Regions from separate parts of the Mus musculus genome. Here region 2 is linked to region 1. Evidence: chromatin loops called from intact Hi-C (ENCODE). Cell type or tissue: left cerebral cortex. All regions are shown on one strand. Each heading gives the region's core, and the rest is flanking DNA. Links, peaks and the distances in the headings are about the cores only. Region 1 has its middle 200 kb from the start of Gm31114. Region 2 holds the start of Gm40546 (a long non-coding RNA gene).

What was found. Hi-C counts contacts between places; a loop is a spot of excess contacts. Peaks named below come from ENCODE experiments on the same cell type or tissue, not always from the same donor. Only the 100,000 strongest peaks of a DNase experiment are listed, where the experiment ranks them.
Region 2: it touches region 1 in a loop (2.9-fold over the local background); 2 of 42 quality-filtered maps call a loop at or near these places.

What each region holds. Positions count from the first base shown.
Region 1 is chr9:91,122,009-91,138,482 of GRCm38, reverse strand. No RefSeq gene overlaps it. Among named protein-coding and RNA genes, the nearest start is that of Gm31114, 200 kb to the right of the region's middle. In left cerebral cortex, for the core only: a CTCF peak has its summit at 9,782; DNase peaks (open chromatin) are centred at 8,202, 8,293 and 11,379.
Region 2 is chr9:91,340,886-91,357,359 of GRCm38, reverse strand. It overlaps Gm40546 (a long non-coding RNA gene), which reads left to right and starts at 3,297. Exons shown (of 2, transcript XR_870995.1): 1 at 3,297-3,581. A730094K22Rik (a long non-coding RNA gene) reads left to right here and starts at 6,132. Exons shown (of 2, transcript XR_379700.3): 1 at 6,132-6,576. Gm40545 (a long non-coding RNA gene) reads right to left here and starts at 6,194. Exons shown (of 2, transcript XR_870994.1): 1 at 6,109-6,194; 2 at 4,871-5,497. In left cerebral cortex, for the core only: no CTCF peak of the experiment used is centred there; DNase peaks (open chromatin) are centred at 4,503, 5,221, 6,191 and 6,805; H3K27ac peaks cover 2,905 bases.

The sequences.
Region 1 (16,474 bases), core at 4,799-12,798:
GTAGGGGGGCTGAGAGGCTGATTGTGTTGCGATATGTATAAGTTGTAGCCATGTGCTTCATGGTTACTTATTCTCTGGATTTTGACCAATTGTGGATATCTGTAATAGCCTTCAAGTGTTGCCAAAAGAATCTTTGATGAGGTGTGAAGGCTACAATTATCTCTGGGTATAATGAAAAAATGTTTAGAGTGCAGTTAGAAAATATATTTAGGAAAATGGTTTAGATTCTCCTCTTGCATCTATAACCTCTCCACTTGTGGATATTTCACTAGGTTTATAGTACCAGGCTAATTCCTGCTGAGGGAGTCTTAAGTCCTATTGACAGTGTGGTTACCCTCATGACAAAAATGCCACTATTGCACCATTATGGATATATTGCTAGTCTAGTCATTGCAGTTCAGAAGGTAGGATTTGATTGCTCATCTCCTTTGGCAGCCTTCATTGCATCTTCTGATAATATGAGAGCCAGTTCTCAGGGAGGACTATCCAGATTAATTACATCTTGATTCTCCCAAGCTCTGTGTTTGAACTGTGCCGTGTCTTTAGGGGCGTACACTAAGTTTGGGGAGGCAATCAATGGAAATGTCAGTAGCTTCTAATGTTTTAGCATGTCTCTTGAGCTTCCCTGCTTAACAACTTGAAGGGAGGTTTTCCTGCTTGGCTCCAGGGTTTCTGTTAGATGATCTATGTTTCTTCAGGGCACATTATCACTCTAAGTATAAATCATTTAATTAGTGATGAATAAATATATACGTGTGTTAATACACATATATATTTTAAAGTAAATATTTGATAAGTTTTCCTATAGTATTTTCAGTCAACTTTGGCATTCTATATTCTTCCTCTTTCCCTATTCCCCCATGTTTTCCTCCTTCTCCTTTCCAGATGTAGTGCCCCCATATTTTTCCCTTCTTAACTTCTGTGTCCTACAATCCCATTATCTAGAGTATCTTATTTTTCACTTCCTGTTGTGGTCGCTTTTGGCCTTACTGGTTTTCTCTGGTTATTTGAGGTTATGTAGTTTTATATCTAAAGATTCAGAATTAGATTGGACAAATAAGAAAGAACATTTGTCATTTGTCTTGGAGTATGGGTTACTTCATTCACCATGATATGTTCTGGTTTCATCCATTCCTCCCACAAATATCATGATTGCTGTTCTTTGTTTCCTGTCTTTTTAATCATTTTGTTTTAGATAACAGAGCCCAAAGCAAAACCAAATACTTTTGTTTTGATACAGTATTGCAATATGTTGCCCAGGCGAGCTTCAAATTTATAATTATCCTGCCTGACTGTTAGGATTACAAGCGTACAGCACCATGTTACCCAGATATTTTATTTCTCTTTCTAAGGCTAGAAGTCTTACCCAGAGCCTTTCTTTGTAATCAGAACCCTATTATAAATGACTTTAAAAATACTATTCTATTCATTCCTTGATAATGTCATATTTGGATCACACTTACCCCTCATTCCTATTTTATTTCCCCAATGACCTTTTTAAAATATAATTTTCTTGGTTTCTACCGATAGGAAATTATAATGTATGAGTTTATGTAGTTTATTCAAGAAAGTTCATTAAATTGGGAGATTTTTAAGCAGCTTATACACTCAGTGAAAGTTATGTTTCCAATTCCAGAGCAGACCATAAGAATAAAACATATTTGAAACTATAAATGTGCATATAACTTAAAATGAGGATTCTCTCATCCTTCCATGCACAGACAAAGATAAAGACATGCACACACACACACACACACACACACACACACACACACACACACACACAGATGATTCATAATGTTTATGACCAAATTTAATGTGGTTTGGCAGTTTTATAAACTATTCCTTTTGTTATGAAGACTTTTGTTGGGTGCTTGAAATCTGAAGGTGTGGTCTTAGCATTTAATACTTATACCTATCTTGTTGTAAGATAGGTCTACAGCAAAATAAGAGCACATGTGTGAGTCACTACTGAAAACAACTCAGAGAGCATTAGGGTGTATTATAAATGACCAAGGTAATTTTTTTAAATTAACTAATATAGGAGGGAAATATTCATTATGTAAAAGAGAAAATGAATATAATCCTATCTTCATGTGTCTATTCCTAAACTTATTTTCTTACTATATTTACACTCATGTTATCAATTTATATAAACATGCTCTTTATAGTCAATAACTTATGAAGATAATACCATTACTTTTCCCACTTCAGAATATACAGAAACTGAAACATGGTAGAAAAATAATTGATAAGATTACATGACATATCCAGAATAATGCACTTAGAGCATTTTTATTTTTCTATTATCTAGAACAGCATTTTCAATAGCTTCAGATAATGAGAGAAAGGCTTCATGGCTGAGCAGTTCAATTTGATAACCACTAGCACATGTGACTGGAGAGCATTTGAAATGTGGCTAGCACAACTGCAATAATGCATTTTAAAATTTGGTTGAGGAGTTTAGTGGTAGAGAGAACTCTTGACTAGCATGCATGAGGCCCACGTAGTAGCAATAAAATGAATGAATGAATAAAATGACTTAATTTTAACCCACTTAAATGTAAATCTCCCTAAAACGTGTGAGAGAATAAAGACAGGTGCATAAAGGACAGAACTACAGGAGAAAATCTTGGGAGAATATAGAAACTGAGGATTAGCCCATGTGAAAAAAATGAGACATATATGGCCAATATTTTAAACCATCCTTGCAATTTCTCACCCGAAAGAACAAAGTCATCGTATTGTGGAAGGTGTAGTGTGTTGCAGTGTGTCACACAGTGTGTCCTTTTGGCCACACTTCTTTACTTGAAAAATGTTCATTGCAATGAGTCATTGGTCTGGTTCAAAGCCTCTGGCTTCTGCTATACTATCAATAGTGGATCCTTACCAGGATTCTTCTTGCATATCCTGTTGTTGCCCTGTGTCATGGGGATCCTGAAGCTTTGGATCTGTAGGATTGGCCCTTTCACACACTCCAGTAGTACATAGATGGGGTAGATGATTGGGTGGGACAATTCAAGGCCCTAAATCAGGGAATGGGAGATAGCTGAGCTGGGCAGTCCACCAGCTCCCATCCCAGCACCCATACCAGCAAGGTGAGCTCTCTAGCACTGCCCTGCTCCCACAAACTCTCTGAATGCTGCTGCAGCTGAGGGGATGAACCAGCTCCTTCTGCTCTCCCACTTATGCCCTCAGCGTTTGCTCACTCTCACCCACACCGAGAGTGCCAACTCTAAGGTACTGCCCAGGTGAGGTGCAGGACCTGCCCTCCCAGGGTTGCAGTCCTTTTGAGATGCCAAGTGGATGCTGGGTGCTATCCAATAGCTACCAGTGCTCTTAATCACTGAGCCATTTCTCTAGCACCAGGAAAAAATTTTAAACTAAAAAAAAAAAAGTTTCATGTTCTCAAAAATCTTAAAGATAAGTAAGTAAATGATGTATGTTGCCAGGCCTGGAAAGGTTCAGGGTCTTAATCCTACAAACACAACTATTTTTACTTTCCAAGTGGAGTCTCTTTTAGACGTGGTGTTTTCTATGCTGGCATCAGAAAAAAGATTATAGTAAGAGACTCTCTGAAAACAATCTGGGACTCTCCAATGTCTTTTCTATTGTATTTCTCAGTCAACTAGGAAAAGATGTATTTAGCCTTTCATACAGTTAAATTTACATATTGTCTAGTTCTGTCATTTGGCTTTCTTGTAGATGGCCATACATCAGGTAAGGAGGAAAGCAGCCTTCTTTCACACACTTCCTTTGGGAAAAGTAAAAGTGAAAGTGAAAGTAAAACCAAATCCATTTGGCTTTGCATCTTCCTAACCTCAAAGCCAAATCATTTAGCACCATGGCCTTATAGAACAACAGTTCTCAACCTGTGTGTTGAGGTTCCTTTGGGGTTGCGAATTAGACATCATGCATATTGAATATTACATTATGATCCATGACAGTAGCAAAATTACAGATATGAAGTAGCAGTGGAATAATTTTGTGGTTGGGGGGTCATCACAACATAAGGAACTGTATTAAAGGGTTGCAGCAGTAGGAAGGTTGAGAACCACTGTCATAGAAGGTTTCAGATGTAAACAATAAGAGGCTGTAATTGCCAGTTGTGGTTCTCTCTTATTCATAAAAACTCAATGAAAGAATACATCAACATGAAAAGGACTAGCTCACTGGAAGAGCTTAGGTCACTAAACAGAGGGCAAAAATAGAAACAGTTCCACTTATTTATAGTTTTATCCTTTATTTTGTTTGGTAAGGCCACTTAAATGTATTATTCATTTAATAACAAATTTAAAATATCAGATGAAAAGACTGGTAAATAAATTTACAAGATAAAAACAGCACATTGGCCTATAAGAGTTGAGAGCACTACTGATATTTTAGATTTACAAGGAGGAGTAGCCATGTGTTTCTGTTGTTATCACCTTTAAAAATAGTATTCTTAGGACATACTGCTATAGAAAATGTTGGTTTCCTTTGGGGGATAAAACAAGAAAAGCTTTACCTGACAATACATTTTGAAAAAAAATGCAGTTAAATAGATTCTATTTAATGAACCTGTAGTTTTGTATAAATAACATATTCATTAGTACCCTTCAGTGACCTCAGAAGTACAAATCTATGTATTTATATAAGTGGGCTGGGAATAGGCTAGTGGTTGTGGGTGGATCTAGTAACATTAAACTCTAAATAGGTTATGGATCTTTTGAAACCGGGCTTGAATAATTTGTACCTAACAAATATGCCTGCTGACAACTAAATACAGAGGAGGGGAGACCATGGTAGATGTGCCTCAGTAGACAGTGCCAAACCCCATGCTTGGTGGGTAATGATAGTGTACTATCAGAAAATTTTATTTAAGAAATCAGATGCAATATTAAAAAGCAAGTGTTCGTTCTTTATTCTCTTTTTAGTGGTTGGAAAATGTTGTTTCCTTGCTTTTTGAATCTTTTTATTCCCTCCCCTTGTACAAATTTATATAACAGTCAGGACTCTGCTGTTAAGTGGCAAAATAGCCTTGGCAGGCTCCCTGGCTTTTGAACTGTGGTCTAGGAATCAAGATGCTGCAACAGAATGATGTCAAAAATGAAAACGAATAATAGATTCTTTATTATTATTATTATTATTATTATTATTAATTATTTTACTTACTCACTTTACATCCTGCTCACTGCCCCCTCAGAATAATAGATTCTTAAGTTTGCATAAACACTAACCCCATTTCTAATGGTCTCACTTAGCAGGATGACTTTGCCTGCTTTCAGATATTTAATCCGTCAACTGCTCTTTGTTCTTCTGCCCAACTTTCTGTACAGCTAAAGCATATTATCAGGATCTTTATGATGAGTGCCAAAGGCAAGGAAATAGGAAATAAAATACATGCAAGAAGAGTATAGAAAATGAAATATCTTTGTGCCCTCACTTCTACATTTATGTGTAAGATCTAGGGGTAAATATGGATCTGAGAGCAAAGAGGCTATTACACATTAATTTAAAAAATATTTAGAGTTTACAGCAAATGTCCCTTAAGCATCTTTCACAACACATTGCACTGAACAATAATCATTGTTTATTAATGAAATAAATACATTGCTTAGGTTGTCAGGGTGCTCTGATATTTTTCTGTAAATTCTTTACACATGGCAATTTCTTTCAAGACAGAAAAAAAAATCTGTAAGAAAAAATTAGAGCAGCAACTGTATGTGATTCGAGAGGGCAGCCCATTATCTCTGTGTGGAAGTGAAGATGTTCTTCTTATTCCAAGATCAGTCTTTATAGTGACAGGAGTTCCCATCCCTAGAGCAAATGCCTCTTTGTCTTCAGACCCAAACAGTGCACTATATAGATATATTAATTACAGCTAATCCACTTGTTCTGAATGTTTTTGCTTGATATTTTGTTCCTTACTATTCAATATTAAATATTCAATATTCTAGCTCCCATTTCTAGAGTAGATATCTCTTTGTTTTCAGGTTCAAACATGCATTTTATACAGATAGATTAATTGCCACTAGCCTCTTGTTCTGAAAGATTGTTTCCTGGTATTTCATTCTTCAATATTTAGACTCTACTTGTCTGTAATCTGGGCCTTGAGAGACAAGACAGAGAGATCAGAATTGATAAGAAAATTTAATATTAGCCTTGGATACATGGCAAGCCTGCTGGGAGACCTGAGAAATATCTCAAACACAAACTAAAATAAAAAAAAAATCAAGATCTAACATAGCAAAGTACTGAGGTGAAATGAAAGATGTTCTATGGACTTCAATTCTACAGTTGCCCAGTAACAGGAAGGAATCATCATTCTAGGATTTTGCCAGAAGATTCTGTGTAAGGATCATGTGCTAACCGATCACACCCCTGGCATCCCCTTTCAAAAGATTCTTACAATGAAATCGAGAAAGAAAAGTGAGGCCCCAACTCTGTCATCTAGGATGAGCACTCTGCGTAATCTAATGTGCTTAAAATGCTTCCTGCAGATCCTACAGAGTTTTATTTGTTTTTATATTCTGACCATGTTTTGAAACCTTGAACTTTGACAGGAAGAAGGACTTCTCCACATCCAAATGATTATCTGATCCACTCTATAAGGAGAAAGGAATGGATTTCTTACTGGAGAGCATTTCTTTCTTAAAAGCTGGTGGGAGAGTAAAATGATCCAGATGTAGAAACCTTGTTAGAGGTCCAGGGATCTCAGATTTTGGAAATGCTTGCCTGGATATGAAAACGCAGGTTGGTTACTAGATGCGAAAGCTTAGCTCTGCCCCTTCTTTCTCTGCCAAGTATCAACAATATATTACTGCTTATTTATTCATTTTTATGATTTACTTAAGTCCTGAAAGAGAATGAATTCCTGCTATGCTTCTGTCGGCTAGTGTTGTGGTCAGATGCTGATGTTCTGAGTCCCAACCATATTAATTGCTGGATAAAGGCTGTAATCCTCCTCTTTGAAGCCCAGGCCTGATTTTTAGGCAACACTTCAAAAGGAAAACACAACGAAGGAGGCATACTTCCTACCATCTTTGAGTTGGCATGACTTACTCAGCTTGTACTGAACACATGTGCCTTACATATTTGGCTCTCCAAGCAAACAGTTCATTTAAATATTAGAAAGGAAAATAAAAGGCCGTCTGTGATTCAAAAGTCTGACCTGTAATTTCTTATGAGCTATTTTGATGGTTTAAATTGTATTTGAAATGGAAACACCAAAATCAGTCTTTTCTTACAGTAGAAAACATCTCTCCTTTTTTCCTTCCCCCTTCTCCCTTCTTTCCTCCTTCACCCTTTCCTCCCTTTCTCCCTCTCTCCTCCCCCCTCCCTCTTCTTCTACCCACCTTTTTCCTCCCATTTCCTTTCTCCCTATCTCTTATTCTCCCCTCTTATGCTGGCTTTTTCCTTTCTTACATGTTTTGGTGTAGTGTCTGATTCCACTAGGATTAATGACACAACCTACACAAATAAGACATTTCAAACGGTTTCTAATTGTTATAGCCCTTGGAAACCTTTTAAAACATAACAGTAACACCATATATTTATACAAAAGAGACAGTTAAAAAAAAACACAAAGTTTTGAAGTAAAGAAGAGTGAGGTCTAAATTTTCTGTGACTATCTGAACCAAATCACCAAAAAAACCAAAGTGAAAAATGACTCAAATGAAGTAGTGGCCAAGACAGAACTTTTGCTTGATGCCTTTCCATCTCTTGCTCCTGCTCCGGCTGTAGGGAAGTACTCATGGAGGATTTCCCAAGTGTACTAGTGTGCTATGTGTGAGAAAGATTAACAGTGTTTCAGATCAAACACGGGCCTTGCTGCATGGTCTTAGGAGATTGTCATTCACGCCATTATGGCTCATTTGCACAGGATTTTCATGCAATATGAGCCTTTGTTTTGATGGCAGTGAACAAGGCCAAGCTTCATCCCTTGTCCTAGTTAGTCAGTCTGTGGGGTATCTTGGTCCCAAAGAACTTGTCTATCGTACAAGGCAACTGTTACCTCAGTTGTGGATTGGCTGTTTCACTCCTCGACTCTCTTTCCTAGTTTTAAGGTGAAAAACTACTTAAACGTGGGTGGATAGCATAAAATTCAGACAACACCTACTTGTGCTAGATTAGATGCAGCCTAAACAGGCAGTTTTGGATACCCGATTCAAAAGAGCACATTAGGAGCCGTTTTAGTCGGGCGCTTTTCCTCCTGTGCTTTCTGCCACGCTTATTTTGATGTTAAAATAACTGGAAGAGTTGAAAAGTTATGCCTGAGCTACACTGAAAACTTTTCCTGACGAGGTATTTATGTTTTTCTTGTACTTAGTTTCACCGGCTCTGCATAGAATTACATATTTACGTATCCCAGTCATTCTTGGCCTGTTTCTTTCTGCAAGTCAAACTAGGAAGAGAGTAGGCGCTGTTGCTATTTCGTGGGTGTTTAAGAATGAAAATCAAATGTAAAAAATCTCGCTGATTATGTGACTTTAACTATAAAGGATACTGTCTTATTAATGCCAGTATATATTCCACCAGTCCGTCTGTATTTAGCTGTACCAAATCTACATGTAACAAGAAGAGATAAATCAAATGGCTTTTAAGTATGAAATTAAGTGTTAAGAGCCAACAGTGAAAACTAGATTAGAACCTAGTCACATTTGAGTTTCTGATGTGTTTTCTCAGCAAATACATTTTAAATCTGTAGCTGTCATTCAGCTTTGGCCCCGACAGACAAGGAATTGGTGAATTTTGCATAGTACTAATTCACTTTAGATATAGCAAAGCACCTATCTAATACATGAGATTTTCAAGCTTGATTTTGTACAAATATATTATCAAAATATGTATTTATAAGATATGCTGTAATCTGTTTTATCTTTGATTGCTTTAAAATTATAATAATACAAATGAAAAAACTTAAAAAGTAAATTCATATGATTTTGATACTCATGAAAATCAAAGAAATTATTTATAACATTTTGTTAATATATATAAATATATATAATAACTCTACTGACACACACACACACACACACACATATATATATATATATGTATATATATATATATATATATATATATATATATATATATGTCAGTAGAGTTATTTTTCCAGTTAGCTTTATTTCATTAATGGAAAAATGTTATATTTGTTACATGATAAGGGAACACTTCTAAATTTTAAGAGTGCATTAAAAACCATACAGAAACTAGCATGTCTAGTGAAATCACTTTAAAATATATGATTGCTTAGAAACATAGATTAAAAAAGGCAGCAACTGATTGGAACATTTTTCTCAATCTGTACTTTGTAAAGTTTCAAACACCCAAAACACTGTAGTATGGTATTGAAAATACACAGTCTCTACCCAAAATTAATTGCCTTTGTATATAGTTCATCCTTCTTTCACACAAATATAATGACATTCTTAAATTTTCAGCTTACATCTCCTGGGCACCAGGCTATTTTTTACATAACTATAGTGACAGAACCTTGATATATAAAAACTAGCTACAAGAACATCTAAACTAATTTATAGATAATTAGAACTAGAAGATAAAATTAAAAAGTACTTATTTCCACAATGACATGTACAACTTTAATACTTTATTCCCTAAGTATTTTCAGTTACTTTAAGTCTAAATACAGACTTTAAACATTAATGATGTGATTAGAATTTACTGGCAGGTTTTGAAAACAAAAACTAAATTAACAGATGAGTGTTTGATTCTGAAACACTTTCAAAATACATGTACAGCAGCGCCCTCTACATTTGGATAGCTTATGATGAAACAGTTTTGTTTTGTTTTGTTTCTTAAGGAACTTTTGGAAGTGATCACTGTAGCTTTGGGATAAGGGATGTGATTGTAACGTATAACACTGCAGGAGATTTCTCATATGAGTCTGTGCTATTTTAATTGAGTGTAGAAAACCCAGCCTTGGAAACTTAATAGCACACCATTCAGAAAAACAAGACAAATAAACAAACAAACAAAACTCCCCTAAAACCCACCAAAAAACAACGGAAGTTAACAGTCAAGAAATAAAACAAGGCTATCTAGCTATTTAGCAAATATGAAAATCTGTTGCAAAGAATTAATCATGTTATCCACGCGGACTTTCAAAAGTCATTTTCAAGGAGCTATAGTCGTCCTATTATTCCTTATGGCCTATAATGTCTTCAAATTCAGGAACAAATAAAAAGGTTAAAAGAAAAAAAAAAACAAACAAACTCTACTTTCTAGTCTCAGCATCTAATAAAAGATATATAGATGTACAGATACTGTATTTAATGTATTCACATGAAATAAAATTAGGTAATATTTAGTGTTTCTGAATATCCCCTCTCAGGTTAAATGATAATAAAACAGTTTATGAAATCATATCGATGTAAAATATAATCAGTCATCTTACAGGTAGACAATATGTACTGCCTGCGATTAATTATCATGCCACCCCATTCACAGATTTGTACATTACCCTTTGAATAATCAAGAGGAAAAATATAGGCACATCTATAGTAGATTTTTATAAAACAGAAGAAAAATCTAATACATATCTGTATCTCATTTTTAACTATAAATACTTTGTTGCTTATCAACTTCAATTAATTTAAGTAATCAAGTCAGTTACAAATATATATGCTTATTAGTAATAAAATCAATCCAGCATATTGACACTGAAAGACATATGTCATATTTCCAGTGCAACTTTTTTCTTTAAGATAAACGGTATATATTTTAACTATAATGTTTGCTTATATATGTCCTCTTAAACATAAGTTTAATACTATGCTCCTGTTATTCTAAATAACTAAACTAAGAACTAAATCAAGAGCCTAAAGCAAAAATCATTTTGTAAATTATTTGTAAGCTTCCTGTAGTCAAAGGGCAGATTAAAAGAGCTGAAGCCAGTTTTTTTTTGTTTGTTTTGTTTTGTTTTTTTTTTTTTTTAAAGGTTAACAGTTTCAATGCCTAAGTCACAGTGTCTTAAATGGGAAACAGGAACACAAAAATATTAAAAATCAACAAGTATGGTTTTTTGCTTTAAAACTCAACAACTTCAATATCTCAAACGAACTCCTGGAGAATATTTTATAGATTTGAAGTCAGTAAATCTGAATAATCAAGTCACTTGGGAGCAGGAAATGTTCCTTTAAATTATGCGCTGAGGCTTTTCGTGCCTTTCAATGCCAGAAAAATCCTAGAACGGGCTCTAAATTTCTAAAGACAAAATGCCAATGACTCTGGGGATCATCTTGTTCATTTTAAGAGCAAATTAAAACAGTGGAAGAATATGGTGCAAATAATTGTTTCCTATGCTCTTTGCTGGTGACTGCTGCAATCATCGGGCCTGATTTACAAATGGAGACTTGAAGGTTTCTCAGCTTCCTGCGGGGCAGGAGACTGTTACCTTGGCACTTGTCCCCTCACCCTTGTAATCACCACTCAGAACCAGGCGCTGGGGCTTCCCATTCCCAGGCTCTTGATTGAACACCTCATTCTGTGCTAACAAGGTGAGGTATTTGAATAGGGCTCCAGTTGGAAGATCATTAATGGTTTTGCTCATTAAGAGTTGCTGTGCTAGTTTTGGTAATTTGGTAACAGTCTAAAATCTCAAGCAGATTTTCCCCGCTCAGCCTAACGGATGAGACATTTAAGATAGTAACAGTAATACCCGTTTCACATTGAGAAGGGGAGTGAACTGCTGACTGTATATGCTAGGTTTGGCAGGACTAATGAAGTTCACTTGGATGCCCAGGTTCATTTTCCAGTTGTTTTAAAGGTATGATTAAAACAGAGCCAAGTAAAGTTGAAGATAAAAACATTTCGCTGGGTGAAATTTGCTTCGAATTAAAAAGAAAAAAAAATCTTCACAAATATGAGAAATGGTAGCCATTTTGTCTTTTATTTATGCTAAAATTAATTCCATTTTAACTCCTTTGTTTCTACAAGCATGTCTTAAAAAAGCACTTAAACGCATATTTTTGTCTTAAATATGAAGTGTCGATTTTTAAAGCTTAGTTCCAGGAATGATTTCCAGAACATTAATTACACAGCTCTTTTGTTTTGAAAGACAGAAAATATTAACAGATACATATTTCTGTTAATAGTCACTTAAAACTAATGTTAAATATTATCTGAATATTTACATTTGCCTTTTATACCCCCCACAAAGAGCCCCCATCCCCGATGTGCAGACAAAGATATATGATCCTGAATATTTTTTATGATTGAATGCATTTGTTTCCATGGAAAAGTACATAGCAATGCCAAATTATTTAATGAGTTTCTTTATAATCTATACTTTATAGAAGATATGTTTTCCAAGGTGAGTTAAGAAGGCTAAATTAAGTACGAAAGTCTTTATACATTATTTGTTAATTTAAAACCTCTACTGTGTTAAGATTTGAGAGAACATAGTGAAAATAAGTTTTCTTACACATGGTTGTTTTTTAATTATGAATCAGATTTTGGTAAAGTTTGGCAGCAACATCACCAGATATTTAATTACTTTTAATGATTTGGATGATTGCCATATTATCATGTAGATAAAAAGGTGGGAATAGAAAGCCAGCTAAGGGTGTAGGGTTTCCCCTTGCTGAGCAAGGGGGCGATTTTAATGTGATTCCTGGGGCATTTTTCTTCTAGGTCATCTTTATATCCCTACTGACTTAGTGTGACAATGCAGTGATTGGGGACATTTGGGTGATCAATTATTGGGATGATTACTTTGTTTCATTTTGCTTTGAGTTCAGCTGGCAATCTTGTGACAGTTCTAAAAGGCCGAAGTTGGCTACTGGCTTATTTTTAACACATTAGAAACCTGCCTACTAAATCTGGAACTCTTCTTTTTTAGTTGGAATTGAATGCAGACAATGACATCTGTGCGTGTATACATATGTATGTATGTGTGCATGCATATATATATATATATATATATATATATATATATATATGTATATATATGTATATATGTATATATGTATATGTATACATATATATATGTGTGTGTGTATGTATATATATATGTGTGTGTGTGTCTATGCAGAAGTGACCACCCCTACTGTGTAAGTAGTTTTTGTTTTTGTCATGAATAAAACCCATAGTTATTGAAATTAATTCTAGACTCATCACAGTTATAAGATATCATTTTTGTCCTATTAAATACTCTGATGTATGGATAATATTTCATAGATTACTTGACCAAATTTCTTATATATGTTAAAATTGTGTTTGGGAGGCACCGTCTCAGAGGCAAAGGGGAGGGGGCTGGGGGAAAGAACTCTGCCAGAGGGATCAGGAAGGGGAGGCAATAATTCGGAAGTAAAGAAATAAAACAATGAATTAATAAAAAATTCTGTGACAAAAAGTTGAAACAGATGACCTTAGTTTCATGTTAAAAGGTTTTAATCAGTTAACATGGAAAATACAATTGTTTTTATGATAACCATGCCATTAAAGGATTTATTATGTCTTGGCAAACCCCAGAAAATAAAGAATTTATGGATGGATCCTTTTCCCACATTCCATTGCAAGCTCCGTGATTGCACAGAGGGATTATTTGAAATTTTGCCTTTTCCAACTGGGAGTTGGTTTCAGACAGTCTCCCACATAGTTAAGCAGCACACATTTATTTGAAACTACGACTTTTGAATGTATTTGGTCATAATCCCAGATATTTAAAAGTAGAGTTTATTGTGCTGATCCTGCATCTAGCTATAAGGGAAAAGAAGTAAGCAATTTTTAAACTTTAAATATTAAACACCTCATTTGACTGCTATTCCTAATGGTCTGTTTCTTCACAGAGACTTAAATATACCCATATGCGCACAAGGATTGTTTTTGTTAATATTAGTTGCTCCTAGTTGGCAGCTCAAAAAAAATTTAAAATCTTGATATCGATAATAAATTTCTGCTTGTAAAAACATCATTGTCTTTGATAGCTTTGTGTCTGGAGCTAGAGTAGTTGAACCATCCTAGATTGATGAGGTTTGACTCGAAAATAAAAGCCTATAATCTCAGTAGTAGCTAATCAGGATGCTAAGGTTTAAAACTCATTTTGGAATTGTTTTATTGGTTCTGTGATTGTTTTTGAAAAATTCCCAGTGGTCTAGCAAATCATGATGTCTCATTTTTTCAGCCAGCTTTACCAACTGCATGTTTAATCTAGGCTGGACTCTCCGAGCTTTTGAAGATAGCTTGTTTCTGTTATCAGGTATTTGCTATTCCTTAAACTGGTTGATTGAGTATGATGCCCATTTAGCATATATAATACATTGGGCTAAACCCTAGCATCGCAAGCACCAGGCACAGTGTCACACACATGTAATCTCAGCACTTGGTAGGGGGAGACAAGAGTCAGAAGTTCAAGGTCATTTTTGGCTACTTAAAGACTTCAAAGTCAACGAAGCTATATGAAAACCTGTCTCAGAAACAAAGAAAAACAAACGAACAAATCATTTTATTAAAATACGAAAAACGAAAATTATTTTTAAGTTATTATTATATATTAACTCATCGATGCAAAAAAAAAATCAGAACCAGGACCACAAAATGTAAATTCTTTTAGAGTGACCAGAAAATGTACGAAGCAGACTGTTCTGTAAAATTGAATTTGTCTATTTTTAATTCATGTTTTCTGTGCTACTACCTTGACATTTCAGAGTTGCATAGAATTCTTCTTTTTTTTCTTTTTTCTCTTTCTCTTCTTGGATATTTTCTTTATTTATATTTCAAAAGTTATCTCCTTTCCCTGTTTCCCCTCTGAAAACCCCTTATCCCATCCCCCTTCTCCCTTCTTCTATGAAGGTGCTCCCCTACCCACCCACCCACCCACTCCTGCTTCCCCATCCTGGCATTCCTGTAAACTGGGACATCAAGCCTTCACAGGACCAAGGGCCCTCCCTTCCACTGAAGCCTCACAAGGCCATCGTCTGCTACAAATGACGCTGGAGCCACAGGGCCCCTCCATGTGTACGCTTTGGTTGGCGGTTTAGTCTCTGGGAGCTCTGCGGGTTTTTGGTTGGGTGATATTGTTCTTCTTTCATGCTCCCCTTTCTACCTACAAGGGACTAGTTGTCTTTACTGACCTGGGTATGATCTGTTTCCCCTCTGAAGCCCGACAGCTCTGGCTGTACAGCTCTAGCTTCCAAGCGTTCTTACTCTTGAGTCTGACAAAGTGATGTGCCCTATAACAGGGTGCATAGCACATAGTCTAAACCACAGAAGTGATAAGCTCATTTAGAAAAACAACCATTTGGTAGCACAGGATGAGGGAGAACATGTTAACGCTTGGCATCTTTTCCTAACATACAAATATAGACATATGTACATTCCCGTTATTTATGTAAAATTGAAACTATGCTGTTTAGTAACTTCTAAGACCTCGCTCTGCTCACTTATCGTATTTTGAGCTTTTTTTTTTTTTTGTTGCCTTAGAATGGAGCTTGTTTCGATTTTGCTAACCCAATAAAGTGCCTTTTGAATGAGCAGCTGTGAGTTCAGAAAAGCAAACTGGAGGTGGTAGGGACGAAAGAATGGAGAGAAATTAGATGTTACAGTGTTCTAGGCATTTGAAGGCGAGAGCCAGGAGGGGCAGAGACAGAGCGCTGAGAGGAAAGCCTCATACAGACATGCCATATCAAATGAGCCTGAGAGGTAGGCATCTTTAGGGAGAGAGGTCTGAATGTGAGAGCCACAAACTTGCTGTGATGCTTCTGAGTATGGTTTATGACAAATTTAGGGTAATTTTCCTACTTTATGTTTTTAAATGAATTAAAGAGCAGCAACATGAATGTTCTGTGGTACATATTGAGAGGCTGCACAGTTGTGATGTACAGGAGGAACAGGCAGCCAACGCCAGCAGAGTGTGGGAAGGCACTGAAAACAGGCAGCCAGAACTAGCTGTTATTTCCTCTGGGAGGCGTGACAGACTTCCTCACCCCACACAGTACACAGACAATAGACATCACTAAAACTTTGCAAAATGGAGAAGTTTATAGTATTCAAATTTTAACTACTAATTATACTGTGAAAATTAGAGTTAATATCACTAGCCTTACCAAGAGGAGAAAGCAAGACAAAATAATATTCCCTATCTTTTAAGGCTGAGAATATGAATATGGGTAAGTGACAAATTAAGAAATGTAGCATTTTATTTAGACTCATAGTGATAACTAAAGAACCAGTATGGTTTAAAGCATTTCAAAGGGAGTTACGAAAAGGCGTGTGAAGGGTGCCTTAAAAGAGTTTCATCTCTCGCTGTTCTTTGGGATTTGAAATCATTTGTTACCTACATGCAGCTCCATAGAGAATGAGTAGAATGAATAAATTGCTGATTCTAGCACTAGGAGGGATGTCACATTTTTCCTTTCTAGCTCTTCAGAGTTTGGTTCAGGTTACCAAAGACTAAACATCCAGTTGTTAAAGTTGGCTGAAAAGTGAGGCATCTCACTTCACTAGACCACTGGGAATTTTTCTTTTTTTA
Region 2 (16,474 bases), core at 3,276-11,275, 220 kb before region 1:
TATTCCCTTAGCTATTGTTGGTCTAGATGTGAAAACATCAGATTTTATATGTTTTCAACTTCTACTTCTCCCATTTCTTCAGTTTAAAATGCTAATCACTCCCCTTTCAGGTACAGAGGTCTAGACTCCCAGTAACATCAATTGTAGTTCTCAGAACTGAGTATTCACACCAAGAAGAAAAGCTGTTTTTATAAAGATGATCAGAGTTGATATCACTCTTTACTTTTCCAATTCTTGAAAGTAGAGTAGCAATGGAAAGACTGATGTTTTTGCTAGCCCAGCCACTAAAGACCAGCCTAACCCAAAATATTTTCTCTCTTACTTTTTAAAGCACCCAATGGCTGTAACTTATACCCATTTAAAATAGCTCTAGAATGTAATTCCCCACCCCTAGGGTGTGTGTGGTCCTATGGCAGTCTTGTTTTCAAAACTAAATTTAGATAGACAGGAAAAACTAAGTAGACATAAACAATAAAAATGTCAACTTGTAGCATGTATGCAAGACTTTCAAAGTCTATTGAAAATGTGTTATGCTATGCACAAAATATAAACAGTCTTGCACATCAATCTATGAGTGCTGATTGGTTTAGTTTCTCTGTCCCAATTATAGGGAATACACCATGCAAAGTGGGGCTGTTTTATCTATAAGGTAGAATCGGTCATCAGTTCCACATTAGGGTACCCATATGGTGAATTGGAGGTGGGTTTTCAAGATGAAGAAATGGAATTTAGCCATCTCATATGGAAACCATGTTTGCCAATGTCGATGCTAGAGACCTGTGACAATCTGTATATTGCATTTTGATAGCGTTCAATGGTCAAGGGGTTTCTCTGTAGCCAGCTCAGGAGAATACAACAGGCTGAGCAAGTTGTCCAGAGTCGTACCTATCCACCCACACTGCACAAGCACAAGACTGTTCCTGAATGTAGGCATGAACACACTGTAACCTTGTCTTCAACAACAGTAGACTTGCTGAAAAGCATTATACCTTGTAAAACAAACAAACAAACAAAAGCTAGGACTTATTTGTGCAACTCTTTCCAATGTAAGTCTCAAAAAAAAAAATCCGAATATAAACACTGAGGAAATAGCGATTCTTTACTCCCCTCCCCCACCCTATCTATCCGGGAAATTTTTAGCCTCTGACAAAGAACTGAAGTTGTAGACGACTAGAAAAAAAGATTAAAAGACGAAATAGAGTTTGCTGACAGAGCCATTTTTGCCTAGAAGGCTATTTTAAAAGTATGGAAACGGGCCTGAGGAATGAGTAGAGAGGGTACTCTCAGCTAGTCTCTCAGTTCTTGCATAGAAGGTATGGCCACACATGGCCCTCTGGGTAACCTAAGGGGCTTGCTGCGCCTCTGCCAGCTGGGACGTGTTTTCAGGTCCCTTCCCCCCCCCGCCCCCCCCCGCCCCCCAGCCGAACCAGCAGTGCGCATGCGCGGCATGCAGCCCAGGGCTCCACGTGCTAATGAATATGCATGGTGCCCCCCCGCCCTTGGCGAGCGGAGGAGGGAATCGCGGAAGCTCCCGCCTGTGAAAGTCTCTGGCCTGACTCCCAAAATAGTGCGGCGGGGAAGCCGCACGTGTTTGTTTTCAAACCGCGCTGGTTTAAGTGAGTTCACAATGCCAGCAGAGGCTCGGGAAAACCTGCGGCCGCCACTACAAGAATTGAGTGGCGGGAGCGGTGCCGGGTTCTCGCTTTTCCCAAGCGCTGGGATGCTGGATTGCTTGGTTCGAGTTAGCCACGTATCCTGTTCCTGTGACTGGGCTCCTGGCTCATTCAGTGTCCATTCAGGCCCCCCCCCCCCCCCCACGTCCTAGTCCTTCTAAAGCGGGTTGTGGCAGGCAACCTGGCTATTCTCAGGCACATATCCTCTCCCCATCGCTCAGACAAAATGTCCGTGGATTCAACTAGTCCCTAGGGCCCAGGACAGTTTTTTCAAGGGCTCCACCGACCGTTGGAGGGGTTTTCTAGGGGCTTCACCCATCCTTTATTAGAGCCCAGTCCCGATGTGTGCCTATTCTGATGTCCCTCTCTGACCTTCCTTTAGCCTCTATGGCTTTTCTTCAAAGACCCAGCCCACCATTTACTGCACCAGAAGAGCCACCCTAGGATCTTTTATGGATCCCTCCCAAATACTGGTCAGTTTGCTGCTCTGCGATCCGGGACGCTCCTGGAGAGCTCAAACACGTCCAACGAGAGGATTAGTGCACTGAACAGCCTTGACCCAGACACCAGAAGGTGTGGACTTCAGGCTCTGGGGTAATGGTTTTCTGTCCTCATGGCATTTGCAGAGTCCTGTACATTGTGCAGTACTTTGAGGCTTATGGAATATTTTCAGAGCATCTGTATAATCTGTCGGACGGAGTGGCCAGCGTTTCTTCACAAAGATGTGGGTAGCAGCGGTCGCTGGGACAACTCTATTCTTTCATGGACTTGTAGAATTACTCCTTTTAGGTGTTTTCATTAAAACCCTGTTCAGTGATAGCACAGATGGCCTCTAACACTTCCATCAACTGAACAGGTAGAGCCATTTTTGTGGAGCTCGCGCTCTGTCAACAGCGAAAGCCCGAGTCACTGCCCAGTTCACACTGAAGTCTGTTATAGGGCCAGCACGACTCATGCTGGTCTTTCAACCTGACTGCTATCACAACCAAACCCTCTTCTGCCTCAGACGACTGAGGCTTTGAAGGCCTCACTACCGCGACAAGGCCTTTCTTCCTAGCTACCGTGATAGTTCAATGCCATTTTTCACTCAACCAATCTCACAGCTCCATAATGGAGGTTGCTTAGAGGAGAGCATTTGCAGTAGGGTTTTTGTATGCCTCGCCATTCCTTGTCCCCCCGAGGGTTAAGCCCACGGGGAAGCCTGCTCAAAGCCACTCACCCTGAACACTCAAAATAGTGGTTAGAACACAAAGGTTCAGTTAGTTTTCCGAGACGCTCACAGCTTCTGGTTGGTGCAGAATCCTTGAAACAGAAGCCATCCAAAGCTCGAGACTTGGGTCTTTTTCTAAGTTTGAATTCTGGGCCAGCCGGGAGCGAGACTTGGGCCTCTAGTGAGTGACGAAGGTCTGCGAAGGGGTTGCTGAGGAAAAAGCTCAAACCCAGCCTGAGTTCTGGTGTCTTTCCTCAAAGACCAAGGCCCAAAGAAGCCTTCTCATTTGGCGCAGGCTAAAGGAAGGGAGGGGAGGGGCGGAATGGAGTTGGAGGTCAGCACACTGAGGGGGTGGGGGGTCGGAGGGGGGGGGGATCGCTGGATAATGCGACTCAGCCCGTTGCTGCCTGGGAGCAGACTTAGTAGGCCGAGGACTGGGGGCGTCAGAGCCCGAGCCCCGGAGACTCAGATTCGAGAGGGGTCATCGGCTCCATGCCAGGTCAAGTTCAGTCTACACTGGCCTCAGCTTATGGGTGTGGGAGTTAGCAAAAGGAAGCCCCGACCCGCCTGCCGCTTTCTTTTCCACCACGTTCGCATCCTAGCCCCTTCCCAAATAGCTTGTCACTGGTAGAAATGATTCTATTCACTCCCGCTTCAATCAGCTGCCAAAGCTGTCTGAAATCTAGACCCTAGATCTGGTAAGTCCTGTTCTTCTCGGGCCCCCAAGTCACTTTCCTAGGTACAGGACTTCACTGCTGCGTGTAAGCGCGCGAGACCTTAGGCGCAAGCCACCAAGTTGGGCCATTTGGAGCAGTCAAGCCCCTGCAACCTTCGCTATTGCGGGGTTGTATTCCGAAAGAAGCCCCAAGAACATTGGCCTCGTAATGAGGCGTGAGATACTAGTGCCAGCCTAGCGATCCTGGGTTCTCTTTGGTCCTGGAGGAGAGAGGGAGAGAGAGAGAGAGAGAGAGAGAGAGAGAGAGAGAGAGAGAGAGAGAGAGAGAGAGAGAGAGAGCTTTTTATCGCTGGGTAAGACGACTGGGCAGGAGACTTGCCTGACTTCCCCTAGGCTATTTTTCATCACAAAGGTGTCCACCAAAATTTGCTCATGTTTTTATTGGGATTCTGTGAAATTATCATTATTACTGTTTTAAGACTTAAGATGTGCGTCACTCAAAAGCTTTTAAAGTATACATGCTTCTAGGGGAAATTTCACAATTGTTTTGTCTGCCAATATTGATTCTTTCCTACGAGAAATAAGAACTCGTAATTTTAAAAAATCAGCTACATTAAGACATGTTTACTAATGTGAAGAACGAAGCGGGGTAAACACAGAAAAACCAGCCATGGCGTTTCTAGCTGGAGCTCCTGTGTGCACTCTCATTGAAATGTGAGCGATGAATGGGGGCGGTGGTGATCAGGGTGCTGGCTGGAAGAGGGCTTTTGAACTGCTCTGCCCTGTTGCATAGGCCTGACCTTTGGCTGACATGGCCACGGAGCAGGCCGTTCGTTAACGAGGATTTGATACATTAGACATTCCAGCTGGGCATGTAAACCCACGCTCCGAGTCCAGATTTCGCTTAAATTAGTGTTCTAGGAAATGATCTTTCTAAGTCCCGAGGCTTAACCGAGTGTCAGGCAGGGCCCTGAAAAGGGCAATGAAGGATTCCGGGTAAAAGACACATTCTTAACTCCTTAAATAAATAAGCAACAAGAAGTAAAACAAAATAAAAAACATTTTGAATAATTCCTGGAATCCTCCACGGGTTCACTTTGAGGCAACGACTTATAGAAAAGACTGATCAGTTTCTAATGTATTCCGAGCTGAAAAATCTTATGGGGCAACGCTGGGGAAACAGAGCACAGTTACGGATACCCATAAGATATGACTATCTTACGATATATTAGAGTGTAACCACATATTTTCAGGAGATACTAGAGGGTAATACAAGCTTCCAGAAACACATGGAGAAAACATGACCAGAGGTTTTTTAAAAAGCCTTTTTAAAGTTCCACTTTCTTTAATTTGCTTCAACAACTTATGCTGAGACACGTTGGAACCCAGATAGGGAAGACTGGCCACGAAATCCCCCCAAAAACTTGTGCCTAACAGATTGAGCCTGCCGCTGGAGAAGTTGCAAGCAGGACAGGAAGGCCAGTGGCTTGGTGGGTTCGGAGGCTCCCTGGTATTTACTGCGACAAAAGGGGTGCTTTCCTTTCATTAGAGCCTCATCAAAACTCTCTTAGGGGATGCAAGACCAGGAAGGACTTTTCTTCCCCGGTCCTTCAACAGATCTCTCTAGCGGGTATCCATCGATGGGGGAAAATTCGCTTTTGCTGTAGTTCAAAGTACTGCAGGTTGGAAGTAGGTTGAGGCAAGGAAATCTGAGCTTGCAAACTTCCAATCACCGGCTTCTACTGCCGAAGCCCTGGGGAGTGTAGCAGTTCAGAGCCAGCTCCGCACACTGGAGCGCTGTCTTTCCTAGGCAGATTTTGCTGGAACAGCGCAGGGCTGGTTCTAGAGAGCCGGATTTATTATTGGAGAAAACTACAGTAAGCAGTGTTAGGACTCACATCTGTTCAAGAAGTCTCTTCCTCCGTTCCTTTCAGTCCTCTTGGTAGAAAATGGAAAAAAAAAAAAAAAGGAAATTAAACGAGAAAGGCCACTACTATCACTAAATAAAAAACAAACAAAAACTTTAAAAGCAAGAACTCCAGGGAGGGAAACTGTTCTTAAAAAACAAAACAAAACAAAACAAAACAAAAATCTTGAGTTAGGAAATCCTATCAGGGCTGGCCTGTGATAGATTGTCTCTTTCAGTCCCAGTTCTGTAGATTCAGACATTAGTCTTGGACCGGTGGCAACCTACATTTAGGTCCTCCGCACCATGAAGGCCAAAGTTCTTTTGGATAAAACATTTTTTCCCTATCTCCCTAAGAAGTTTTCAGCATTTGGGTCTCATAAAATCTGACCATAGAGATTAGGCAGGCAAAGAAGAAGGGAGGGTAGCTCCTGGCTAGTTAGGTAGAAAGCAGAGTTTATTTCCCCCAGAGGCGGGTCCCGGACAGATCTTCCAGTTCGTGACTCCAGCCTGAAGTTCACCATCACATTCTTTTCTTTTTCGGCCCTAGTTTTTGGAATCAGTACAAACCAATGCTGGCCCCAGTGAGAGTGAAAGGGAATCAAGTTGCCTGGATTCTGGCTTGGTTTTCTAAGTTACTCACCCCACTGTGGCCTTAGAGACTACCCTCACTTTTGTGTTTCCAGACTTGGTTGCAGTCTGGGAGCCAGTAGTCCCCGAGTAGCGGAAACTCAACTTTCCTGGGGAACCACAGACTAAGCTCCCTTCCTCCCTCCAGGGGTTAAAGGGGCCTTTGCCCTGGGCTCCCAATACCAGCCAGCCCCCTTCTCCTGTGGGTGGGGGCTGCTGGGGACCTGACGCAGGCAGAATGGCGGCTGACGTCATAGGCTGATGGTCGCAGGACCCTTGCCTGGCCGCAGCCGTCCCGCTGGGGCCTCGTTAATTTTCCTTCCCGCACTGGACGCACTGGGCGTAGCAAAGAAAGCGCAGACTGCTCTGGCTGCAGGTCCTATCCACCTTTTCCCTTGGGAACATAGCAGGAAAGGAAAGAGAAAGAGATTCGGTTTTTCAAAGCATCGAAACTTAACTTCTCACTTTCCTTCCCGTACAAGTAGGTATGAAACTTTCTACCTGGTTTGAGGGGATATTGGTTTTTGTAAATGTGGAAGACTCATCGGTACCATTTCTCGAGAAATGTCGCCAGGGACTTCAGCACCCCTGTAAACTCAGACTTTCTGCTTCTTCACCTAGAGTCCAGCTTCTTGGCCATTCGGCCAGAGCTTTAGCTGGAGCTCCTACACAGTTCTGCTTGATCGATAGAATGACTAGCCGTCCTCCCGTTCCCCCAGAGACATAGCCAAGATAAACAGGAGAGCCTTGCACTTCGGCTTCAGGAATAGAACTTTTTATTTGTAACATCCAAAGTAGGTTTTCTTTGTAAAAGCGTTTGTAGTAACTAATCTAAAACAGAATATTATATTAGTTTAAGCAGCAACTTCAATCATTCCATCCGTTCAAGTCCCAGTACCGATGCGTTTTCAGCAGGGCCACTCATGGAGAGGCCTATTCTCTCTTGGGTTCGTTCCTCGAAGTGGGCAGAGGGAAGAAAATCATGCGGTTCACAGTGCAGTGCCACAGGTGACAGAGAAATGATTTTCTGAAGAAACAGCTAACTGAAATTAGAAAAAATGCAAATACACACACACACACACACACACACACACACACACACACACACACGAAAAAGGCACTTTGCAAATCCAAGTGATTTGAATACTGTTTGTCATAATGAATTTCTTTGAAATTAGATAACTGAATGGAAAACCTTGCATATAAAAAGGCAACTTAGACAAATCTTTACTTGTTGTTGAAAAATAGCGGTTCTTGACAATACAGGATCATCCTCACGATTAAAAATGTAAAATGTATTTATCCAGTACTTACAGGATCAGAATACCAAGCCACTGTAGTTATAGCAATGCCCAGAAAGGTACCATCCAAGGCAAATGACTCAAACACAGAGAAAGACAATAGTCTGGGTTTTAATATTGTTTTCAAACTTTCACAGTACTGTAGACTTGTTTTCTGTCAACATTCTGATAATTTTATTGAACATTTTATTTGAAATTAATTCGTTTCTTAGCCAATAATTATTTGGCAACCACATACATTGATCTACAGAAATATGCAATGCTTATTTTTATAAAATGAGCAGATCAAAACATTTATAAGATTTATGTATTTTTGAAGGAGATTTTGGAGAGTTTAAGTGACCACCTTAAGTAAATCTACAATGTTTTACAAGCAGGCTTCAAATGAAACAATGTCTTGAATTATGTACTTGAAATGTTTAAAAAGGTTTGAAAGAAATGTTATTTAGGGTAAATAAAAGTAACAGAACAAAGGCTCAAGGTCAAAACTACTTCCCCTCACTGATCATTTTGTAATTTTTTTTTGTAATTTTATAGCTTGAAGTAGCTCATATCTAGACTTTTAATTAAAATTCCAAAGCCATGTTAACAGGATTGGGAAATAGTTGGGAGAAGAGGACAGTAGTTCACCAGCACTCACTCAGTAACTTCAGTGTTGCTATTTTATGCACTTCTTTTATGTTCCATAAGTCTTTCCAGAGGGCTTTGCTATTTTAAGTGCAGAGGGCTGAAATTTATGGGTCTATCACATATTCCAGACTATATGTGTAACATTAAAACTCGAGGGGAAAAAAAACTACACTAAAAGTCTGCTGCTATTAGGAGTTTTTAATCAATAAGTGTTAGAGATGTAAGGAATTACTTTTATGAAAGTGTTAAATTTCAAAGTCCTTATTTGTGCTTGTTGTTGTCTCCAAATAAGTAAGTTATCTATATACAGTTTGGAGCTGATTCCTTGGGGCCATGCAAGTTTGGTACTGTCTCATTAAGACTTCACTTTTTGACTTGACAAAGCTCAGATTTTTCTTTGTGAACTTCAGTACCCTGGACAAGATGGGCTCTACATTTAAAAAAAAAATCTCTCCTTCAAAACAGCAAGTTCGCTTACTATTGCTAAGTGAATTAGAAGAAAAAAAGTCTAAAGATAAAATTTTATTTATGAAACAGATTAATCAAGGTAAATGCTTAATTGATTTGAACATAAAGGCACTTGACTAGCATTTTTGTCTCACATACCATTAGTTCAAGTCTTTCTTTTCTGAGAATCACTTTTCAAAAACAGGAACACCATTAAACATGGAAAGATATCAAAAATTGCTTCCCAGTTGGAAAATAAAATAAAATACATTTCCAAAGTGTTTTGTCAATATAAACTGTAAAACACATTTCTGTAAATCAGGGGAGTGAGTGGAAGAGATATTAAGCTTGTATCCTCAAGGGTCATATTGGCTAAAGCGTCCATATGAAAACAGATGTAAGATATATGCCCTATGCCCACGGAAGTCTATACAAATCCCCCTTTGTAAAATAGAGAAATAGAGAGAGGGAGAGGGAGAGGGAGAGGGAGAGGGAGAGGGAGAGGGAGAGGGAGAGGGAGAGGGAGGAGGGAGAGGGAGGAGGGAGAGGGAGGAGGGAGAGGGAGGAGGGAGAGGGAAGAGGGAGAGGGAGGAGGGAGAGGGAGGCACAACAGTTTTGCTACATAGTCTCATTATTTCTGGATTAGTGCTAGTATATAATTTATTGAGTCTATAACATATATTGAGTATATAATTCAGTTTACATATTCTGCAACTACTTCTTGTTACCTTCCTTATGACACCTCAAAAAAATGTCCAAATACTTTTTTTTTCCCTCCAGGAATATAATAGAAGAAAAATGACACTTGGCACAGGAAAAACATAAATAAAAAACAAGTAATAACTTTTTAAAAATTCTCTTTAGGAGATCATGGACATATCTGATCTTATAGATAAAAGGAAAATACGGCACACCTCTTTTTGCTTTTCTTCCCTTTGCTCAACTGTACCCCCCCCCCCCCCTTACCTTTATTTTCATTTCCTCCTTTCCCACTGTTCCTGACATTTGCTCTGGCACTCCATGCAACATGGATTTGAAAAGACCTTTCTCAGGAGAGTGACAGTGGCATGGTGAGTTTGCTACCTGGATCTTTGCCTGGACACTGTCTGTTGGGGGCAGGTATCCTTGGAGTGCTCAGGGCAGTCTGCTAGCTAGCACAATTTCCTATGGATGGACTTAGACACTATGAATTTTAGAATCTGGGATGCTCGAAGGCTTTCAGATACATAGATCCCATTTTCATGGTTGGATTAGACCAACTGAAAACCAGTTTTGACAATTCTAGCAAATATTTCTAAAAGGATACCCACCATGCACTTACCTACACTTGGAGAAGTATGCAGATTGTGGAGCACTCTTCTTCTCTTCAGCTTTTGTTTTTAAATCTAAATACAGATTTTTTTTTGTTACTAACAACACTCCCCTTTCTTTCTTTTTTTTTTTTTTAATTATTGGTTTGCAGTCACTTTAAAGTGTTTCATGTAAAAGTGTCAGCATACTGTGTGTGTGTGTGTGTGTGTGTGAATATCCAATCTACTCTGAGATATTAAGTCATGATTTTCTTTTTTTTGACATTGACTTAATTATTTGGCAGTGTCTTTCAGGAAAATTTTAATCTCTTCTTAGGACATATAATAGTCAATCCATGAAACCAAGGAAAAATTTATGCTCTTTGAATCTGGCTATACTTAATTTCTATGAAGTTCTAAATAGAACTCACCTATTCCTAATACAAGAAACAGAGAACAACAGTTATATATTTTACAGACTCTTGTTTTCCCTTCTTTGTTGTATTCTGGATTCACTGGAGAGTGCTGCGGCCCAGACCAGTTTGTTCTCTATTGGCAGACAGTTCTTTGTATAAGAAACTTTTGGCAAATGTGTAGTGTTTTTGAAGAAATGATTTTTGTGTGTGTTTACAATTATTTTCAAGTGATGTTTTCCATTTATTTACTTACTTTCAATTTATTTATGCATTTAATTTTATGTGCACAGGTGAGGCTTTTCCTACACATACTTCTGTGAATCGCATGTGTGCCTGACTCCACAGGACTGGAGTTAGAGATGGTTGTGAACTACTGCTGGGTGCTGGGAATTGAACTCAGGTCTTCTGCAAGAAGACCCAGTGGTTTTTTTGTTTTGTTTTGTTTTGTTTTTTTTGTTTTTTGTTTTTTAATCTTTTTATTTTTATTTTATTTTATTTTTTACAGTCCAGACTTTATCTCCCTCCTGGTTCACCCTCTGACTGTTCCACGTTCCATACTTCCTCCAGGCCCCCCTCCCTGGTCTCTAAGAGGATGCATGCCGCCCCCCCCCCCCGCCCACCAGACCTCCCCACTCCCCAGGGCCTCAAGTCTCTTGAGAATTAGGTACATCTTCTCTGACTGAGTTCAGATCCAGCAGACCTCTGCTGTATATGGGTTGGGGGCCTCATATCAGCTGATGTATGCTGCCTGGTTTGTGGGTCAGTGTCTAAGAGATCTTGGGGGTCCAGGCTAGTTGAGAGTGCTAGTCTATAGGGTCGCCTTTCTCCTCAGCTTCTTCCAGCTTTTCCCTAATTCAATCACAGGAGTTAGCAGCTTCTGTTCATTGGTTGGGTGTAAATATCTGCATCTGTCTCTTTCAGCTGCTTGTTGGGCCTTTCAGAGGGCAGTCATGATAGGCCCCTGTTTGTAGGCACACCATAACCTCAGTAATAGTGTCAAGCCTTGCAGCCTCCCCTTGAGCTAACCATGAAACATTTTTCTCCTCCTCCTCTTCCTCCTCTTCTTCCTCTTCCTTCTCCCTCCCCCCCTCTCTCTACACATATATATATGGCTTATTTGAAAATTTTTTGAATCATATTTTAAATATAATATTTTAAAATGAAAATATTTATTACTTATCTAATAGGTAATGTAAAACAGGATGTTTTTGTGAACGTAGCTTGTGTGTTTTTCAGAAACAATCCCCATTTGAACTTCTGGATTCTTATTCTCACTCTCTTAAAGCAAGAAAACTACTTCTAGTACCAAAGAATTTATTAACCACTAGAATCAAGAATCACTGTGGTACTTGGAAAGAAAAGAATAATTCAGTTGATTATCATCATAATCAATGAAAATGGGAACATAAATCGGAGACTCTTATAATACCCAGGGTCCAGTAGTCATAAAGGAATCAAAATTGTTCATTCTGAATTTTTGAGTTTCAGACATGAAGGCTAAGAATTTTCTTTTAAGGAAAAAAAAAAAAACCCCTCACGAACATGTACCCATGTAAAAAGAAAAATTGTATCTGGAAAAACTGTCACTGAAGAGCCACCAGATTTTAGCATCAAAACACCTAGGGCAATTTGTCAATTATCAATATGATCATAAACATGCATTTGTATGACTCCTATGTGATTTTAAAAATTGTGTTTCTTTTCTCTTCTTCTCTTCTCTTCTCTTCTCTTCTCTTCTCTTCTCTTCTCTTCTCTTCTCTTCTCTTCTCTTCTCTTCTCTTCTCTTCTCTTCTCTTCTCTTCCCTTCCCTTCCCTTCCCTTCCCTTCCCTTCCCTTCCCTTCCCTTCCCTTCCCTTCCCTTCCCTTCCCTTCCTTTCCTTTCTTTTCTTTTCTTTATTTCTGTGTGCATTGCCATGTGCACACCATAGCACACACGTGGAGGTCAGAGGACAACTTGTGAGAGTTTTTTTTTTTCTCTTTAGAACTTGTGTGTGGAACTGGGAATTGAACTCAGATCCTTGCTTAGCAGCAAGGACCTGTAGCTGCTCTGTTGTCCTACATGTTACATTTTCTTAGCTCATGAAGTCATTCCAGTAGCATATTATGGCCAGTCTTTAGAAAGAGAACATGCAATAGCTGTTGTTCAAAATTAGAGTAAGTAGGCCATTCAACTTTTGGGTGTGAAAGGTAGACTCTGTAAGTTCTGAGATAATTCTTGATTTCATGGTTCCTTTCCCTATGACCAAACGGCCCTTCAGGCATCATTTACAGCCACTTTCTGGTAAAGTATAAAAATGTTAGTCTTCACAGCTATACTTCATTATAGCTTTGGGTATCACGGTACATTTTTGGAATTTTGTTGTTGTTAGATAATAAAAATTACCTTTTAACGCTGTAATGTGTGTGCGCGCACGTGTGCATCAGAGGACAACTCTCTCTTGGGAATCAGTTCTTTTCTTTTCATCATGCAGGTTCTGGGAGATTGAGCTCACATCATCAGGGTTGACAGCAAGAACCTTTATCAGCTGAGGCATCTAACCAGCCCCTTGCTTGATTTTCTTGAGTTTCCCTATATAGTTTATGCTAGCCTTGAACTCAATTTGTAGTCTAGGTTGCCTTGATCTCAGAACTGCTGGAATTATAGGCATGTGCCACCATGCCCAGTTTATCACAGACTTGAGTTTTCTTTTAATACACACACACACACACACACACACACACACACACACACACACACTTAATTTGTTTACATTTCAACTGTTAACCTCTTCCCTGGTTTCCCCCCCCCCCCACAAACCTCCTATCCTATCCCCCCTCCTCCTGCTCCTGCTTCTATCAGGGTGTTCCCCCACCCACCTACTCTTGCCTCCCCACCCTTCAATTTCCGTACACTGGGGCATCGAGCCTTCACAGGACCAAGGGCCTCTCCTCCCACTGATGCACGATAAGGCCATCGTCTGCTACGTATGCGGCTGGAGCTATGGGTCCTTCCATGTGTACTTCTTGGTTGTTAGTTTAGTGCTTGGGAGCTCTGGGGGGTCTGGATGGTTGATATTGTTGTTCTTCCTATGGGGTTGCAAACCCCTACAGCTCCTTCAGTCCTTAACTCTTCCATGGGGGACCATGTATTCAGTCCAATGGTTGGCTGTATTTGTCAGGCTCTAGCAGAGCCTCCCAGGAGACAGATATATCAGGCTCCTTTCAGCATGGACTTCTTGGCATCCACAATACTGTCTGCTTTGGTGACTGTATATGGGATGGATCCCAACGTGGGGGCATTCTGTGGATGGCCTTTCCTTTAGTCTCTGCTCCACAATTTGTCTCCATATTTGTTCATTTGAATATTTTGTTTCCCCTTCTAAGAAGTACCAAAGCACCCACACTTTGGTCTTCCTTCTTGAGTTTCATGTGGTCTGTGAATTCTATCTTGGGTATTCCAAGCTTTTGGGCTAATATCCATTTATCAGTGAGTGCATACCATGTGTGTTCTTTTGTGATTGTGTTACCTCACTCAGGATGATATTTTTTAGTTCCATCTATTTGCCTAAGAATTTCATGAAGCCATTGTTTTTAAAAGCTGAGTAGTACTCCATTGTGTAGATGTACCACATCTTCTGTATCCATTCACCTGTTGAATGACATCTGGCTTCTTTCCAGCTTCTGGCTATTATAAATAAGGTTGCTATAAGCATAGTGGAGCATGTGTCCTTATTATATGTTTGAGAATTTTTGGGTATATGCCCAGGAGTGTTATAGCTGGATCTTCAGGTAATATTATGTCCAATTTTCTGAGAAACTGCCAGATTGATTTCCAGAGTAGTTGTACTAGCTTGCAATTCCACCTACAATGCAGGAGTATTCTTCTTTCTCCACATCCTCACCAGCATTTGCTGTCACCTGAGTTTTTGATCTTAGCCATTCTGACTGGTGTGAGGTGGAATCTCAGGGTTGTTTTGATTTGCATTTCCCTGATGACTAAGGATGTTGAACATTTCTTTAGGTGTTTCTCTGCCATGTGATATTCCTCAATTAAAAATTCTGTACCCAATTTTTTTGATAGGGTTACTTGATTTTCGGGGTCCAACTTCTTGCGTTCTTTGTATATATTGGATATTGCTCTCTATCTGATGTAGGATTGGTAAAGATCTTTTCCCAATCTCTTGGTTGCGGTTTTGCCCTATTGACAGTGTTCTTTGCCTTACAGAAGCTTTGCAATTTTATGAGGCCCCATTTATTGATTCTTGATCTTAGAGCATAAGCCATTGGTGTTCTGTTCAGGAACTTTTCCACTAAGCCCATGTGTTCGAGGCTCTTCCCCACTTTCTCTTCTATTAGTTTCTGTGTATCTGGTATTATGTGGAGATCCTTAATTCACTTGGATTTGAGCTTTGTACAATGAGGTAAGAATGGACATATTTGCATTTTTCTACATGCTGACATCCAGTTGAACCAGCACCATTTTTTGAAAATGCTGTCTTTTCCACTGGATGGTTCTAGCTCCTTTGTCAAAAATCAAGTGGCCATAGGTGTGTGGGTTAATTTCTGGGTCTTCGGTTCTATTCCATTGATCTACATGCCTCTCTCCGTACCAATACTGTACAGTTTTCTTTCTTTCTTTTTTTATTAGATATTTTCTTCATTTACATTTCAAATGCTATCCCCTTTCCTAGTTTCTGCTCTGAAAATCCCCTATACCCTCCCCGTCTCCCTGCTCTACAACTCACCCACTCCTGCATCCTGGCCCTGGCATTCCCCTATACCTGGACATAGAATCTTCAAAATACCAAGAACCTCTCCTCCCATTGATGACTGACTAGGCCATCCTCTGCTACATATGCAGCTAGAGACACAAGCTCTGGGGGTACTGGTTAGTTCATATTGTTGTTCCACCTATAGTGCTGCAGACCCCTTCAGCTCCTTGGGTACTTTCTCTAGCTCCTTCATTAGGGGCCCTGTGTTCCATCGAATAGATGACTGTGAGCATCCACTTATGTATTTGCCAGGCTCTGGCATAGCCTCACAGAAGACAGCTATATTAGGGTCCTGTCATCAAAATCTTGTTAGCATATGCAATAGTGTCTGGATTTGGTGGTTGTTTATGGGATGGATCCCCAGGGTGGGGCAGTCTCTAGATGGTCCTTCTTTCACCATACATTTTTTAAAAATCACTTTTGACCTGTAATACAGCTTGCAGCCAGGGATGGTGATTCCCCCAGAAGTTCTTTTATTTTTGAGAATAGATTCCAGTATCCTGGATTTTTTTGTTTTTCCAAATGAATTTGCAAATTGCTCTTTCTAACTCTATGAAGAATTGAGTTGAAATTTTGATGGGGATTTCATTGAATCTAGATTGCTTTTGGCAAGATGGCCATTTTTACTATATTAATCCTGCCAATCCATGAGCATGAGAGATCTTTCCAACTTCTGAGATCCCCAATTTCTTCCTTTAAAGACTTGAAGTTCTTGTCAAAGAGATCCTTCACTTGCTTTGTTAGAGTCACACCAAGGTATTTATCCTTTGAGTATAGGAAGGCTATTGATTTATTTGAGTTAATTTTATATCCAGCTACTTTGCTGAAGTTGTTTATCAGGTTTATGTGTTCTCTGGTGGAGTTTTTGTGTTCACTTAAGCATACTATCATATTATCTGCAAATAATGATATTTTGATTTCTTCCTTTCCTTTCCAATTTGTATCCCTTTGACCTCCTTTTGTTGTCTAAATATATTTTAAAGTTTTATTTATTTATTTTATGTATATGGATACATTGTAGTTGTCTTCAGACATACCAGAAGAGGGCATTGATCCCATTACAGATGGTTGTGAGCCACCAGGTGGTTCCTGGGGATTGAGCTGAGGACCTCTGGAACAGCAGTCAGTTCTCTTAACCACTAAGCCCCAGACTTGAGTTTTAATACTGAGCATCAGTGTTTAGTTTATGATACTCTTCCTACCTTCTAGTTAAGTCTGAAATATTGGGAATGTAAATCTTTTAAAATAGCAAATTTATCTCCTTAAGTGTGGGGAGCCGCACTCACATTTGCCATTATAAGATGGCACTGACAGCTGTGTTCTAAGTAGTAAATAATATGCACACGTGCAGGGGCAGTTTTCCCGCCACGTGTTCTGCCTTTCTCGTGATGACAACTGGGCCGATGGGCTGCAGCCAATCAGGGAGTGACACGTCCTAGGCGGAGGATAATTCTCCTTAAAAGGGACGGGGTTTCGCCATTCTTGTTCTTGCTCTTGCTCTCTTGCTCCTGAAGATGTAAGCAATAAAGCTTTTGCCGCAGAAGA